Linked DNA regions of Homo sapiens: region 2 is linked to region 1. Evidence: read pairs that join two places in POLR2A ChIA-PET (ENCODE). Cell type or tissue: PC-3. All regions are shown on one strand. Links, peaks and the distances in the headings refer to the core of each region. The heading gives the core; the rest is flanking DNA. Region 1 has its middle 100 kb from the start of KCNMA1. Region 2 overlaps KCNMA1 (potassium calcium-activated channel subfamily M alpha 1).

Evidence for each region. ChIA-PET counts read pairs that join two places held together with the same protein. Peaks named below come from ENCODE experiments on the same cell type or tissue, not always from the same donor. Only the 100,000 strongest peaks of a DNase experiment are listed, where the experiment ranks them.
Region 2: POLR2A ChIA-PET joins it to region 1 with 6 read pairs; 1 of 35 experiments calls an interaction of 5 or more read pairs at or near these places.

What each region holds. Positions count from the first base shown.
Region 1 is chr10:77,736,534-77,739,452 of GRCh38, reverse strand. It overlaps the pseudogene RBBP6P1. Among named protein-coding and RNA genes, the nearest start is that of KCNMA1, 100 kb to the right of the region's middle. In PC-3, for the core only: no CTCF peak of the experiment used is centred there; a DNase peak (open chromatin) is centred at 1,682; H3K27ac peaks cover 1,263 bases.
Region 2 is chr10:77,014,864-77,017,782 of GRCh38, reverse strand. The region is part of intron 17 of KCNMA1 (potassium calcium-activated channel subfamily M alpha 1); the gene reads left to right. Among named protein-coding and RNA genes, the nearest start is that of KCNMA1-AS2, 120 kb to the left of the region's middle. In PC-3, for the core only: no CTCF peak of the experiment used is centred there; a DNase peak (open chromatin) is centred at 1,212; H3K4me3 peaks cover 611 bases; H3K27ac peaks cover 1,365 bases.

The DNA of each region.
Region 1 (2,919 bases), core at 333-2,832:
TCTCAGGAAGCTTACAATCATGGTGAAAGGTGAAGCAGGAGCATGTGTCTCACATGGTGGGAGTAGAAGCAAGAGAGAGTAGGGGAGGTGCCACACACTTTAAACAACCAGATTTTGCAGAGAAAGCACCAAGCTATGAGGGATCCACCTCCATGACCCAGACACCTCCCACCAGGCCTGACTTCCAACACTGGGGATTTTATTTCAACATGAGATTGGGGTGGGGACAAATATCCAAACTGCATCAACCTCTGATGTAAAAATCCAATAATCAAGCAGCAATATTTTAAGTGCAGCACAGAGTCTTCCATGTCATTATTTACAAGACCTGAATCTCTTTACATAATAACAAAATTGAATACAGACTTAGCCATTAAGTCCATTTAAAAAATCTGTCCTTTTACATGGTGACAGATTTCATTTTTTGTTATCTTTCTCTTTATCTTTTGCTCTTCTTTGACTTCCTTTTCTTATGTCTGTGTTTTTTGGCTTTTTTCCAATTCCCCTGCAGTACCTGCATGTATGGTTTTTTTTTTTTTTTTTTTTAATGTTTCTTGTGCTTTTCCTTTTCCTACTTTTTATTATTCTTCCTGCTATTCTAACTTTCTGCAGAACTGGCCCTGCTGCTATGGCCTCAAGTCTGGCCTCCAGAAGGGCTCTGACTTCTGCTCGGACTCTGGCTCCTCCTATGCCTACCTGGCCAACTGTGTCCAGGCTTTCTTTTGCTTTCTCCTGCTTTCTCCATTATCTTATCTTTCAGGACCTTAGAAGTGTTTCCTGAAGTTTCCTCATCTTTTACAGATACATAACTTCCACTGTCACTTTCATTATAATCTGGCTCAAAAGCAGCTTCATCAGTGTCTCTAGTTAAGTCAGGGGACAGTCGAGAGGAGTGACTTAACTGGGGTTTAGGGTTGGTAGCATTCTTCTCAACTTGCCCAGTAATTTGCTCTTTCTCAATTTGTGTGCCTGGTGGAATAACAATATCAAGTAACTGATTGCCACTTGACTCTTTGTTGTTCTTTGCTTCTAATATATGTGTCTCATGATCTTCACAAAGACTTTTATCTACAAATTTTGCCCCTTACCTTGAGTGTTTAGTATCATAAGTGGCTTTGTGATCATGAGGTCTTTTGGTCTCTTGAGTGACTAGAATTACTTTTTTTTTGGAATCTCCTCTGCCATTTTTAAGAAACTCTCTTTCCTCCATCAGCTTAGTTTTCCGTTCAGATCAGAAGCTATAGTTTATTGTTGTTGTTTTTATTTTTTATTTTTTTCATGCTTTGTACATACTTTTTATTTGTTGAATAAATGAATATTTGTCAATATGTACATAACCACATAGAGCGAGCATTAGATTTAGAGAGCAAAATATTTGGGTTCTAATATGCAAAGCCACTTACCAGCTATGAGGGCTTCAGCAAAGAACTGAATCTGAGCTCAGCTTCCTCAACTGTAAAACTAGGTTATTTGGACCTATGTGGCCTACCACACAGGCTTATTGCAAGGTTCAAATGCAGAAACATATGAAAGTGCTATGAATACAACTTAGAGCAATACAAACATAACAAGTAATAGCAATGGAATTTCAAGCTGAAATTCACACCCTTGGATTGTACCGATGTACTGATGGAGTCAATGAGAAAGTGACAAAATAGCTGATTACTAATGAGAGAGAACATGCCATTCTTCTGAGTGGGAAGGATTCTGCAACATCCTGTAGCTTGTCCCTGCAATTAGTCACTTCCCAAACTTCACAAAGATGTCAGAGACTCACAATCAATAACTCTCTCACAGAAGCACATGGGCCAAATGTCCCACGTTTATTTACATATGAAATGTGTTTCACACAGTTATTATGGATGGAGTGCATAACACCTGACAGCAGCAAGACCTTTTGAGGAACCGAACGTTGACTACAGTAGATCATGCAAGTATCTATAGATACACAAAAGAATTCCTTTTCTTAACAACAAAAAAAAGTACAAAACATGTTCAGGGATAAATGTAAGATATGAAATGCAAAATAAAACACAAAACAAGCCTGGGCATGGTGGCTCACACCTGTAATCCCAGCACTTTGGGAGGCTGAGGTGGGCAGATCACGAGGTCAGGAGATTGAGACCATCCTGGCTAACATGGTGTATCGGGGGACCTGCCCTGATAATCACGTAGGTTCTTTTCTATTTTCCTAAGCGTCAGCTGGCTTGAGAAATAAAGGGACAGAGTACAAAAGAGAGAAATTTTAAAGCTGGGTGTCCGGGGGAGACATCACACGTTGGTAGGATCCGCGATGCCCCACAAGCCACAAAAACCAGCAAGTTTTTATTAGGGATTTTCAAAAGGGGAGGTGTGCGAATAGGTGTGGGTCGCAGACATCAAGTACTTAACAGGGTAATAGAATGTCACAAGGCAAGTGGAGGCAGGGCAAGATCACAGGACCACAGGACCGAGGCGAAATTAAAATTGCTAATGAAGTTTCAGGCACCATTGTCATTGATAACATCTTATCAGGAGACAGGGTTTTGAGATCAACCTGTCTGACCAAAATTTATTAGGCGGGAATTTCCTCTTCCTAATAAGACTGGGAGCACTATGGGAGACTGGAGTTTATTTCACCTCTGCAATCTCGACCATAAGAGACAGGTACGCCCCGGGGGGGCCAGTTCAGAGACCTACCCCTAGGTGCGCATTCTCTTTTCTCAGGGACGTTCCATGCTGAGAAAAAGAATTCAGCGATATTTCTCCCATTTGTTTTTGAAAGAAGAGAAATATGGCTCTGTTCTGCCCGGCTCACCGGCAGTCAGAGTTTAAGGTTATCTCTCTTATTCCCTGAACAATTGCTGTTATCCTGTTCTTTTTTCAGGGTGCCCACATTTCATATTGCTCAAACACACATGCTGTACAATTTGTGTAGTT
Region 2 (2,919 bases), core at 214-2,713, 720 kb after region 1:
CTGCTAGTGAGGAATAAAGCCAGGAAGTTGGAGCTTGCACTCTTAATTATTTGCCTAGGTTAAGCCTGATACGCTGAGCACAGAACGATGACATGTGACCGTGGATACTTAGGGTCCTCTTCCTCCCCATCCACTCTAGCAAACTAAGCCATACTGGCTACAGAAGCTTTTGGGAAAAAGAAAACATGGGCTGTTGGAAGGAAAAAGAATTCTTAAACTGAGTGCTCTAATAACTTAAATTTATTTCTGCAAATTGGGGAAAGATTGCCATGATTGAGTTGTGGGGGAAAAATACCTCCCTACTCAGTTCACAGAATCTCCCGGTTGTTCAAGAGTATCCTGAGAACTGGGTACACCTGAGAAGGGAAATTAGGATTAATGGGACTGAACCTTCCCTCTCCCTGTGCTCCAATCAGGTCTCCTGGAGAAGAAGCTTGTGCCCTTGTCCAGACTGTGAGACACAAAAGCTTGAAACAGCATCTCAGCACCAAGTACAGGAGGCTGGGGAGCACAGGAGAACCATATATCACGTATACCTCCCAGATAGCAAATATAACATGAAACTCCCATTTGTGTAATTCTATTTCCTATTGCATCTCTCACTAATGAATGTCACAAATATCAGGCCGTCCAAAAAACAAATTACCTCCTATATTAGGGAGTGCAATATGTCTCATTTCAGTGCTTTATGGTATTCACAAATACATGCTGACACAATCAGCTACAACACCAGGCTGTAATTTTCCATGGCATGTGATGTGTCAAAGCAAATGCTGTCAGTTAGGGGATCTCAAATAGATGAAGACTGCAAAAAACCACAGAAAGGACATTGGAGATTTGAATGAAACTAAACAAGCTTTGTAAAAATGGAAAAGTAGATTATGATGATCTCGTATCGAGTTTGCACCCTCCACTGCAAAAAAGCAACAAAAGAAGTTAATGAATTCTAGCTTGTAGAAACCTTCAGATGCAGTGTTTTAGTAAATGAGGAGTGAAACCATCCCACTGCAGTCTTAAGAAGGTCACTTGAGGATGGGCATTTGGGTACTTGCTCTTTCCTCCTTGCCACCAAATATTTTCCTTTTAAAATAACGTTGGAACATAGACTTTAATATAGGAGTCACAAAACGGTGGCTCAGTGACTCAGTTTGGCTTGCACATATGATCCTTTTGAGTCACAATTTTAAAATACAAATGAGTTGCCAAGGTGAAAAAAGTTACGAGCTTTTATATAAAAATCCTTATTACTCATTTCTCCTGAAAAATTGGCAGACCCAACAATACCGGGAAGCAGTCTCAAACTCACTCATTCATTCGCCCATCAAATGTGTATAAGTCGTTTACATTTAGAAGGCTCTATACAAGGCACCAGGGAAACAGTGGTGAAAAATGAACAATGGGGAGAAGTCCCAACTCTCGTGGGGCTCATATTCTAGGCAGGAAAGAATTACAGTTTTTTAAAAAATAATTAGTGGTAAAAGAATTAATGCAACTGGGTCACTGATTTGGGTTGGGTATAAGTGAAAGCTTCTCAGAGGGGTTGGTATTTGAGCAGAGATTGAGATGAAGGGAAATAATCCATCAGGCAGGGATCAGATAGGAAGAAGAGATGGGCTGGGAAGAAGTTCATTGTGGATAGGGACCCCAAGAAGGAAAGTGCGGCTAGGGAATAGATTTGGGGAGAGTGGTATGAGATGAGGTTAGAGAGAGGCAGAGGCTGGCTCCTAAAGCACTTTATAGAAAGGTTGGATCTGTTATAAAATGGAAGTCATTGATGGCTTTAAGCTGATCTGATGTATATTTTGAAAAGGTCATTCTTCCTGCATTGTAGAGAATGAGAGGAATGGGGCAGGAGAAGAGGTGAGAGACTCAGCGCCTATTGCATAGTTTAGGTGAGAGATGATGGCAGCTTGGACTGACCCCTGAGTGGAGGTGGAGAGAGGTGGGTTCCCATTCAGACTGTATTTGGGAGAGTGTGCAGAACCCCCCAATGAATTGGGCAGAAGTGAGGAAAAAAGAGGAATGAAGGATGAAGGCTAGAGTCAGGGCTTAGATTGTGTTGATCTTAACCAAGATGAGGGATACTAGAGAAGGAGCAAGTTTTGGGTAGTAGGAAGTTAAGCATTCTATCTGGGCTATGTTAGGTAGGAGATGTGTACTAAACATACACACAGTGATATCATAAGGCGGTTGGATCTTAGAGTCTGGAGTTCTGGGGATAAGTGTGAATTGGAGATGAATATGTAAATGTGGGTGCTGTTTCTTGTCCTGGCAAGAAACAGATGACAAACTTAAATGGGAAAAAGGAGGAGAGTTTTATGAAGAGACTGTAAAGTTATGGGCAAATAGTAAAGGAAAACCAACAAGGGATGGCCAAGCACTGCAGAGCTAGCAAGAAAGGGGAAGCCACCTTCACCCTAGATCTGTGGGGTCAAGGGGAAGGAGGGCTATCAGGAGCTGGAGAGAGAGGCTGTCGTGTGCCATTTCATAGACCTGTACAGGAGGGCACCCGGGGGGTCAAGGTGGTGACCTCATCCCCCCTCACCCTAGTCTCCTGCTGACTCCTTCCACTGGACACGCAGGCCAGGAAACCAGAGGACAAGGAGACCATACAGGCCAGCCTTGCAGGACACAAAGCTGGTCTGATGATGGGTGAAGCAAGATCACCAGCTGAAGGCTGCTTGTGGGAGGGGTACGGTGAGCTGGAGCAAGTGGAGAGGAGAGGAGAGAGAGCTGTTTTGGAGTGTGAGAAAGCAAGCAACAGGAGAATGGGGTAGATCCCAAAGAGTGGAAAAGGCCCCTGAAATCCATGGTTGTGGGTTTAAAGTGAGGTCAGCATGTTTTCTTTCCCAGCGAAACTCCGTTGCTCAGGTGCAGGTGTGCAGTAAGGGAGGGGCTTTGCGAGGTGAGCATGACAGA